Linked DNA regions of Homo sapiens: region 2 is linked to region 1. A link is an interaction called in ENCODE POLR2A ChIA-PET data of the cell type or tissue named here. Cell type or tissue: endothelial cell of umbilical vein. All regions are shown on one strand. Each heading gives the region's core, and the rest is flanking DNA. Links, peaks and the distances in the headings are about the cores only. Region 1 overlaps MECR (mitochondrial trans-2-enoyl-CoA reductase). Region 2 overlaps PTPRU (protein tyrosine phosphatase receptor type U).

Region 1 (5,369 bases), core at 206-5,205:
TCACCCAGCCAAAAGTGATGGAGTTAGAATTCAGATCCACTCTGATACATACCTCTCATAGATGGCCACCAGCAGCCTGAGGTTCATATCACCCTAAAAACAAACAAATGAGCATATCCTCCACAATCATGTCCAGCACAACCATATCCATCCCCCAGAAGGGCCCTGAATGGGCCTTGCCCATCCCTGAACCAGTCCCCTGGGGCGGGGTAGGGCCACTCCGGTTGCTCTGATTGAGTCTCTCACCCTCCTCTGTGATACAGGTGGGGCCTTGTGGTTGACAGCCCCAGAGATTAGGAAGGAGCACTTGTAGAGAGAAAAAGATACTAGGCAGGAAAAAAAAAAACAGTAATAGGAGTCTACTACAAGCTCTTTGCTTCTCTGAGATCAGGAAGGCTGCCAAGAATGGCTCCACCGTCTCCTACACCCACCTGGCGGTGAAGGAGCTCAGCCATTTGAGCAAATTGAGAGCTGCAAGGATTCACTGGATCCTGATGCCAGTGCTTCGGGCCAGCCCCCGTGCTAAGTGAAGGTCCTATCAAGGTGAGCAGACAGTTCCTGCCCTCAGAGTGCTCTTGGCTGGCAGTGGGAGGCCCAGAAATGGAAAAACAACACTTAATACAATACAGTATTACAAGTGCCATAATCACAGGATTGACACCAAGACAAGAGTCCTCTATCTTGGAAAGCGTTAAGAAAGGCTTCCCAGAGAAGTGATGCTTGAACTCAGTCTGGAAGAGCTGCTGGAAGTGCAGCCAGTGGGCTAGGTGAGGAGGGGCTTCCCAGGCACAGAGTGCAGCGTGTGTGAACGTAAGTGATGAGAGAAGGCACAGCACTGGTGGGGAACTGCAGGTAGCTCAGGGTGGCTGGCTCATGGGTGCGAGTGGGAGAGAAGTGAGATGGAGCTGGAAAGGTGGGGTGGGGCTGGGTCCCAGCGGTCCTGCATCCACGGTGCGAGGGGTACCAACAGAGAGTTAAGTAGAGGAATGATTTGATAGGATTTGTGCAATGCAGAGAATGGTCTGGAAACCATTGGTCTGGAAAGGCAGAGGGTGGAGGCAGAAAGCCAGTGAGGAGGTGGGCAAACAAGTCAGGCTTCAGATGATGAAGTGTGAGGGTCTGAATAAGACAGTGTCGTAGGGCTGGAGAAGAGGGCATGGAGTCAAGGGCTAAAGTAACAGGACTTGGCAATACTTTCAGTTTGGAGAAGAGAACAATAAAGGATGTCTGCCAGGTGTATGGGTAATTGTACATGTGGTGGTGGGGGTACCCAGAACAGGGATTCTTCCCTGGAGAAAAGGTGATTCTTTTGTTTTGTTTTGTTTATCTTTTGAGACAGAGTCTCGCTCTGTTGCCCAGGCTGGTGCAATCTTGGCTCACTGCAACCTGCAACCTCCACCTCATGGGTTCAAGCAATTCTCCTGCCTCAGCCTCCCGAGTAGCTGGGACTACAGGCGCCCACCACTACACCTGGCTAATTTTTGTACTTTTAGTAGAGATGGGGTTTCGTCTTGTTGGCCAGGCTGGTCTTGAACTCCTGACCTCAGGTGATCTGCCCGCCTCGGCCTCCCAAAATGTTGGGATTACAGGCATTGAGCCACTGCGCCTGGCCAGCAGGTGAGTCTTTTAAGCAAGGTGCCAGCCAGAGAGGATGAGGATTTTATAATTGTGAGGACTGCAATTAACTCAGTGTATTCAGTAAACATTTTGTGAGCATCTGCAGCATGCTGGGCTTGAGGACACAGCAGTGAACAGACATGGTCTTTCTTCTCGTGAAGACTGCCATTTAGTAAGAGTGGCAACTATTAAACAGGTAAGTTCTTAGTTGGCCACAGCTTGGTCATTTTTCATGGTTCTGAGCTGCCTAGCTGTTGCTAAGCCCATAGCCAGCCTTTTCCCACGTGCAGCCAATCCCAGGGGAGACCAGACCAGATGGTGTGGATAGATCTTTGCCAACTGACTTTCTCCTTGGGAAATATGCAAAACCTTCCTGAGGAAGCACAGAGCCGTAGAAAGTGCACTGGCTTTGGAATCAGGGGGCAAGTTCTCTTTCCAGCTCCGCTGTATGACCTAATTTAAGTCACAGCTACTTTGAGCCTCAGTTTTTTCATCTCGAAAATGGGACTAATTGTCACTGCCTAGCATGTCTCAGCAGTACTCAACTGAGAATATATGCAATGATCTTTGCAAATGCCAAATTTCTGTATGCATTAGATCAGGAGTTGGCAAATTTTTATCTTAAAGGGCCAAATAGTAAATATTTTAGGCTTCGTAGGCTATATCATCTTTGTGACTACCCAACTCTACTATCGTAAACAGCCACAGGCAATATATAAACAATTGAGTGAACATGGCTGTGTTCCAATAAAACTTTATTTACAGGACCAGGCATGGTGGCTCATGCCTGTAATCCCAGCATGGGAGGCCAAGGCGGGCAGATCGCTTGAGTCCAAGAGTTCAAGAATGGCCTGGGCAACTTGGTGAAAGTCCATCTCTACAAAAAATTAGCGAAGTGTGGCAGCGTACACCTGTAGTCCCAGCCACTGGGGAGGCTGACATGGAAGGATAGCTCGAGACCAGGAAGCAGAAGTTGCAGTAAGCCACACTCCAACCTGGGCAACAGAGTAAGACTCTTGTCTCAAAACAAAAAAAAAAAAAACCCTTTATTTACAAAAACAAGTGGTGAGGCAGATTTAGCCCACAGGCCACAGTTTGCTGACCCCCAAGTTCAACAATGGAGATGGTTAAGGGTCAGTTGCATATGACTGAGGAATTGGGAATCCTCAGAGCTAAAGTCTGGGAATTAGCATCATTAAAGGAAAACAATGTGTGTTATACACCCACTGTGTACTAGGCATAGTGATAGTCTCTGTACAAATGTCTTTAGTTTAATCTTCACACTATGACATAAGTGTTACTCTCTGCATTTCACAGATTAGGGAAATGGAAACTCAAAAAAGGTGAAGTGATCATTCAAAGTCACACACTAGTGAGTGGTAGAGCCAGGGTTTTTAAGCAGGTCTCTCCAACTTCAAGCCTAAGAGTTCTACTTGAAACCCTGAAAGCCCTTGTCTCTGACCACGGGTGCTGCCTCCCTCCCACCCAGAGTCTCTTGAGAAGAGGATTAGGGACTGCTAAGCCCCAGAAATCCATATCAAGGGTTGGATTTCCATTGTCGTGCCATAAGGGGAATTAGAAAATGCCCTGGATTTCATACATAGAAAGCCCTGCACTAAGCATTTGGTGCACGGTAGAGTACAGTAAGTGTTAGCTGAGATGAATGGGAACGATGATTTGAAGGCCAGTCCGGGGGAAGCCCACAGGATGCTGGGGCACTTCCTGGATTACAGAGGAATCCTCGCCTTTTCAGTCTCTTATTTTCTCAGCCATAGACCTACTCTAGGATTGACACAGCCTTCTATAAAAAGTGTTCCTGGGCCGGGTACAGTGACTCATGCCTATAATCCCAGCACTTTGGGAGGCCAAGATGGGCGGATCACGAGGTCAGGAGATCGAGACCATCCTGGCTAACACAGTGAAACCCCATCTCTACTAAAAAATACAAAAAAATTAGCCGGGTGTGGTGGCGGGCACGTGTAGTCCCAGCTACTTGGGAGGCTGAGGCAGGAGAATGGCGGGAGCCTTGGAGGCAGAGCTTGCAGTGAGCTGAGATCGTGCCACTGCACTCCAGCCTGAGCGACAAAGCAAGACTCCATCTCAAAAAAAAAAAAAAAAGTGTTCCTGCCTCCTGTCCCCAGTTCTTGGTCCCTAAAGCCCACATTGACATCCCCGTTTCCTATAGCACAGTTAGTGATTACCCAGGCTGCCCCCTGCTTCCCACAGCTGACCCACATAGGACCAGGACACCATTAGAATCCCAGCAACTGGATAGTGAGCAGGCATGCCCAAGAGCTTTGGAAGCATAGGCCAAGGGCCCCGAGCTGCCACTGTGACCAGATGCTGAGCCAACAAGGCTCCAAGCAATTTCCCTAAGGTGACACAGTGAGGACACTGTGGAACCAAGGCTGGAGTCTCTCTGACTCCAAAGCCTACCCTCTTCACCCCTTCTTCATACAAGATCCTGCCTGTGTGAGTGCAGACCCCTCACGCAGTCCTCACCAAATCCTATTGATTCTGTCTTTAAAATAGAACTCAAATCCATCTTCTGTTCCTCATCCCCACTGCCAAAGTCCCAGACTAGGCAGCCATCATCTCATACCTCGACCCCCACAAAGACCTCTGGCTTCCACGCTGCCCCTCCCCACTCCACAGTCTTCACCCAGCAATAAAGTGATCTTAAAGCATACATCGGATCATCTCAGTCTCCTCTTAAAGCTTGTTACAGGCTTCCCACTCACTCATTCACTAAAACAAGATCAGTTCTCCATACCACAGTGCTGAGGTCATGTTCTCATACCACAGGTTGTGACCCATTCGAGAAATCAATCTAGTGAGTTGCAAATAGCACTTTTTAAAATTAAAGTTGAGCAGAAAAGAATGAAAAATAGCAGAGTATCACACATAGTAAGGGTAAGTATTCTGTGAAACACAGGCTTGTGTTACACGTACATTCATGTATGTATATGTACGAATTCACAGTGGAACTCATGGTTACTGTGGGTCAGAATTCTGAAAGTCTAATATCACCTGCCCGGCCCCTGCTGCATCAGCCAGGCCAGCCATGTCTCAAGCCACTCTTCCCATCACTCTCCACCCTGCGGTGCAGCATCATCCCATCCCAGTCCTTTGTCCTGCTACAGCATCTCTGCATCTGCTGCATGCCCTACCTAAGATGTTCTTTGTGTGCTCTGAGACGGTAGCACCTCTATCCTTTCACTCTTAGCCTGTCACCTCCTCAGAGAAGTATCCTTGACTCCCATCTAAAGTAATTCTCTTGATGTTCCTGTCTCTTTATAATTTATCATTATCATATCTGCTTTTTTTCACCTGTTCGACTCCACTAGAATGAAACTAAGGAAACTGTCTGTATTGTTCAAGTGCCTGGGTGCAAGATAAATATCTGTAGATGGAAGGAAGGCAGCCCAGATACCCAGGTTCCAGCTCCAACTCTGCCTAGATAAGCCAGGGGGCTCTGGGCAAGTCACTTCCTCATTTCCTCCCCTGTTGCATGAGGGGTTCAAAGTCGATGTTCGATAAGGGCCTTCTCAGTACTGACATTCTAGAATTCTTTTGTCTGGAACTGGAATGTGGGCTGGGAGTTGATGCTCATTTCTTTCAAGCTTATAGAATTTTTCATTTCCTTATCTCATTTGATTTCTACAGTAGCTCCTGGAGGAGGCGAGTCAGGCTGTTCTTGCCTGTGCTATTTACACATTAGAGTAACTAAAACTCAGTGACAGGAATTTTCT
Region 2 (5,369 bases), core at 112-5,111, 76 kb before region 1:
ACACTTGACACACACTCACTTAGACATATATTCACAAACACACACACACACACATTAGACATCCCCTGACACACACAGACTCATACTCTCTAGGCTAACTGTGCTTACCAGGGCTGTTCTCATCCCCCACCCTCCCACCCTGCACGGCCCTCTGCCCATAAGGGGTCAGCCCTTTGCCTGCACCTCCACCTGGGTGGGGACAGAAAGGGGGCAGGATGGAGAGGACTCCAGATGTATGCCCAGGACACAACTAGGGCCCACCCTTACCTACCCTGCCTGCCCCTGGGTGTGGGATCCACTAAAGGAGCCAGGTCATCCCCTCTGGGAGCACCTGGGGCACAGCTTCCATCAAGAGCCCTACCTTACCGCAAAGCACCCACAGTGTAAAGCAGGTTGGATTCCCATTTCATAGGCGGGGAAGCTGAGTCAGGGAGCATGGGCTACCTGGGCCTCTCTGGGGGTCAGTGGCAGAGTCCAGAGCAAACACCTGCCCCAGGACCCTGGTCCTGGAACTTCCTCTGTGCTCCCCTCCCAGGCTCTCCAGAGGCCTCCATTCACTTGCCCCCACATCACCCTGTCAGCAGGGACCCCAAAGAATGGCCTTCCACAGGAAATCCTGCAGATGAAGGGGAGGAGAGCGGAAGACGGACCAGCAAAGGCAGGAGCTTGGCCCCAGGTCACAGAGCACATCTCCTCCATCCCAGGGAGAGAGGGGAGAGTCTAGGGCGCTGGGGCTGTTGCAGAGGCCCCACGAGGGAGGACACGGCTGAAGAAATGGCATTCTTCTGGCCTCAGTTGACACATTGTGCCTTCAAAAGGGCCTTCCCGGACCACTCTCCCACGAGTGCCAGCTACATGATGTCTCTTGTATTCTCTTTGCCCCCAACACCCAGCACCCTGTTCTTTTCACAATTTGCAATTATCTCTTCCATTTGTGCTTTTTCTAATTTCATGCCAGGCTCTCCACTGGCTACAAAGTACAGGAGGACAGAATCCTTGTCTTTTTGTCTCCCTCAGTTTCCCCAGGGCCCCACACATTGTAATCCCACAATAAATATTTTGTTGAATGGAGTAATCAATAAATGAGGAAAAATAAATAAAAGAACTTCACCTCCATGCGCTTCCACTTTCTTCTTTAAAAAGTGAGGTTAAGCCTGGGCATGGTGGCTCAGGTAGGCCTATAATCCCTGCATTTTGGGAGGCCGAGGCGGGTGGATCACCTGAGGTCGGGAGTTTGAGACCAGCCTGGCCAACATGATGATGCCCTGTCTCTACTAAAAATACAAAAAATTAGCCGAGTATGGTGGTGGGCGCCTGTAATCCCAGCTACTCAGGAGGCTGAGGCAGGAGAATCACTTGAACCCAGGAGGCAGAGGTTGCAGTGAGCCAAGACTGCATCACTGCACTCCAGCCTGGACAACAAGAGCAAAACTCTGTCTCAAAAAATACATACATACCCATCCTGGCTAACAAGGTGAAACCCCGTCTCTACTAAAAATAAAAAAAAAATTAGCTGGGCGTGGTGGTGGGCGCCTGTAGTCCCAGCTACTTGGAAGGCTGAGGCAGGAGAATGGCGTGAACCTGGGAGGCAGAGCTTGCAGTGAGCTGAGATCGCGCCACCGCACTCTAGCCTGGATGACAGAGCTTGAGTCCATTTAAAAAAAAAAAAAAAAAAAACATACATACACAGTGAGGTTAATAATAATCTCCCACAGGGACTGCTGTGAGGCCTCAGCACCGGGAAGCACCCAGCAGTGCCCACAAACCACTCCTCCCTACACCTCAGAGTGGGGAGACCCGACTCCCCTGGGCTAGACTGTGGAGATATAGACAAGACAGGGCTTTCTCTGCCCTTCATGGAGCTCTTAACCCAGGAGGGGAGGCAAGCATTGAGCAAAACACTACAAGTAAGTAAATGACAAAGTGCAGGGAGAAGAAAGTGCTGCCATGGAGAAGGGTGGGGTATGGGGACTTCTGGAAGCACAGCCAGGGGATCTGACCTGGCCTGGGGTCACCAGCCTCCCTTCCAGGCCCTGGAATTCCCCTACAGCAGATGCATCCAGTCTGATGGTCCACAGAGGCAGGGCAGGATGGAGAATCTGAAATCTTCTTCCAGCTGGCCTCTATTACCCATAATCCCCCTGGGACTCCCTCCTGGGGGCGTGGTAACTGCCCTCCTCAGCAACTTCCTACTCTTGTTAGTTATGTTGGCACCCCACGTTGATCTGAACACCCCCATCCCTGCCAGGGCTGCTGCATCCCATGATACCCACAATGCAGACTGCAAAAGCCCTGAGGAGCACGGAAGGCCCTGAAGGCCAGGCTCAGATCCAGGGGCATGCAGTGGGTACTACACAGTGAGACTGAATGGCTTTTAGAGGAAGTAAGGAGGTCCAGAGTGATGGGGGATGAGGGGTTCCTGGAGGCATCTGGGATAACTTGGGTTTATGGGGTAGCAAATACATAATGGAAGGTTTCCCAGTGAGGCCCTGACAACATTTCTGATCCAGCCTGTCCTGGGCCCAGTGCTCTCTTTGCAGGGCTCTCTTTGACACCCCTCACTCTGCCAATCCTCTTCTCCTTGAGGGTAGATTTCTAGGACCTCAAATACCACCTGAAACTGAAATCTGCCCCCTCCACTATAGCCCTCTCCAGCCCCAGCCCTACTTAAAGTCACTTCTCAGGCCCCCTGCTGGGGGAAAGTCAGGGGCTTGCCATTCTGGGGGCACTGCCTATGCACCAGACTCAGTGAGGCCTTCACATTTGTAGGCGAGCCTGAGTTGAAGTCAGGCCCTACTGCTCATCAGCCAAGTGGCCTGGGCAAGGTGCTTTCATTACAGTTTCTTCATCCAAAAAAAAGGGAGTCAGTCAAGATCCAAGAAGGAAATGTTCTCTGACGCATGCTGAGTGCAGAACAGTGCCTGGTACACAGTAGATGTCCAATAACTAATGTACTCATGGATGATGTGTGTGAAGCTCCTGGCACATAGTAATCCCTCATTAAATGATACTTTAAAATAGTCTCTCTTAAAGCTGTGCAGGAACAACGAGGGGAAAAATCAGAGTGTATCGCCCTGGCTGGGCCATCCCCCCCATCTCCTCCACTCCGCTGCACACTCCACCCCTAGACTCTCTCTCTCTTGCTGGTGTCTGGCCTCAGGCAAGGTGGCCCCAGCCAGCTCTCTCTCTCATCTTCCTGGATCCTATTATCCGCTCCTGGCAGCCCAGAGATACAACCAACTCATCCATGTATGCCCAGCCTGGCAGCAGTAGGGGCTATAGAAGCCAGAGCCCAGGTGGGGAAGGGTGGAGCTGGCTCTGCCTCTGGCTCTCCGGGTAGCCTTGGGCAGCCCTGCGTGCCCTCTAGGCCTCAACATCCCCATCCCTCATTTAAGGCGCTTGGACCACAGTGTCCCACGGCTGCCTGGTGGGGAACATGGTGGGGCAGAGCTGGCAAACAGAAAAGTCCCAGAAGCCCCCACTCAGCTTCCGACCAGCACTGCTGCTCAGCCTTCATCTGCTCCATTTTACTAGGCTCCCAGGGAAGGGTTTTCTGGTGTTTTGAAGGCAGGTTCTGTTTCTTTAAAAAGATTTGAAAACCACTAGACTAGATGGCCTTGAACTACCTGGCAGCTCTTACGTTCTGGGGCTCTGAGCCTCTACAATTCTAAAGCCTAAGATTCCTAGAGTCCTAAATCCTACATTTCTGAAACTGCAAGATTCTAGGTTCTGGATTCCACAATGTCCTGGGATATATGCTGCCCTCTGCAAATCCGCTAGGAAACACATTTCATGCAAACACAGGCTGGACCTTTGAGACACGAGGGATAGTAGGGGCGGCAGGGGGAGGGGTTTATCAGTCACAGGCCCAGGAGGGCTCCTCAAGGATCCACAGGAACAGGGTCCAGGGCAAGTTGAGCCTGAGAGAAGGTGGATCCCGGGAAGAGCCATGGCTCAGGGCCCTTGGTTTAAAGAGGAGTGAGCTCCATCCTCTGCTCAGGTCAACTGCACAATCCCATAAGCAGGGCAGACACCTTGGCTGAAGGTCTGCAGGAGGGTAGGGGTTCAAAGCCAGGTCACCTCTATGCCCTCCCTATTGAAACAGTCCCAGCAGGCATAGCTCCTTGGCACCAGGCACTGAGCACCCCTCCCTGGATGGCAGCACCTGGCACCAGCCAGAACTGTACTCCAGCCATGCCACTCCAGGGCAGCCCCATCTTCCCAGTCTCTGGCTTCCCACCACCCAGCTCAGATCCATCTGTAGAGGCGATGCCCAGGCTGGCAGCCCTCCACACACCTGCAGGACAGCTGCCCTACCAGCTCTTAGCCACTATTCCTCTGTGCCACCAGGCCTCTAAGGGGTAGAAGCCACTGGTGGGACAGGGCACCGGCCTCACTCACCCTTTGCGGATGATGACAATGATGGCACCCAGGAGAAGGATGAGGACAGCAAGCCCCCCTGCACAGATGCCCAGGATAAGCCCCATCTCCTCCGATCTCTGGGACACCTCCAGGGGCCGCTTGCTTTCCTTGCAGGCAGCTGGGGAGAACAAAGCAGAACAAGGGATCAGAGGAAAGACAGGGACCATCGAGCCCCTCCTGTAGGTGGCTGTGCCCAAGGAACAAACTGGGCTGCACAAACCGCCCTACATCCTCAATGTGTGTCCTGCCTTTTGAGCAAATCTACCTCCTCACCATCCCTGATACCTTCTGCACTTCCACGCCACAGTCCTCACTGATATGGCTCCTTTGCCAGGAATAGCTTCCCTCGCTTCCCACTTTCTCAGATCCTCCCAGCTCTCAGTGGATAGGGGAGAGCAGACACCTGGGCTTCAGCCCCACCCTCTTGCCCTCCTGGGAGGTAACAGGGATTAGGAATTGTGTACCTAGGGCATGGTTAGTCCATCTCAGGATGGGAAACCAACCACATTCCCTGTCTGGAAGCAGGAAAGATACCTATAGCACAGGGCCCATGCTGACCTCACCTTCTCCCCCACCACAGGAAAGCCGGACAGATACGTAACCCAGAACCAGCACCCTGTACCCATCACCCCCAAGGCCCAACTATAATGGCTCCTCTCCACAAGCCTGCTCCAGGCCCCTGCTGTCACCCTGGGAGAAGGCGCCCTTGAGGTAGGGCACATGGAAACCCAGCAGGAAGCCCCTCCTGGCCCCAGGACTGCCCAACCACCCTCCTCTACTCCCACAGCCGTAGGTCCTCAGGATCCACCTCCCCAGCGCTGGGCAGGTGAGAAACCTGCCGCTGAAAGGCTGCAGGAACTCAGCGGACTTACCTTTCCTGGCAATGCGGATGCAATTCAGCCGGGTCTCCTGGAGGCACAGATGGGGGTCTCAGCGTTGCTGAAGCC

The links. ChIA-PET counts read pairs that join two places held together with the same protein. Peaks named below come from ENCODE experiments on the same cell type or tissue, not always from the same donor. Only the 100,000 strongest peaks of a DNase experiment are listed, where the experiment ranks them.
Region 2: POLR2A ChIA-PET joins it to region 1 with 5 read pairs; 2 of 35 experiments call an interaction of 5 or more read pairs at or near these places.

What each region holds. Positions count from the first base shown.
Region 1 is chr1:29,208,379-29,213,747 of GRCh38, reverse strand. All of the region lies in intron 3 of MECR (mitochondrial trans-2-enoyl-CoA reductase), which reads left to right. Among named protein-coding and RNA genes, the nearest start is that of MECR, 20 kb to the left of the region's middle. RefSeq lists enhancers at 3,140-3,259, 4,028-4,529. In endothelial cell of umbilical vein, for the core only: no CTCF peak of the experiment used is centred there; a DNase peak (open chromatin) is centred at 3,327.
Region 2 is chr1:29,283,902-29,289,270 of GRCh38, reverse strand. It overlaps PTPRU (protein tyrosine phosphatase receptor type U), which reads right to left. Exons shown (of 30, transcript NM_133178.4): 13 at 5,295-5,331; 14 at 4,402-4,540. Among named protein-coding and RNA genes, the nearest start is that of PTPRU, 50 kb to the right of the region's middle. RefSeq lists enhancers at 4,348-5,087, 5,088-5,369. In endothelial cell of umbilical vein, for the core only: no CTCF peak of the experiment used is centred there; no DNase peak of the experiment used is centred there.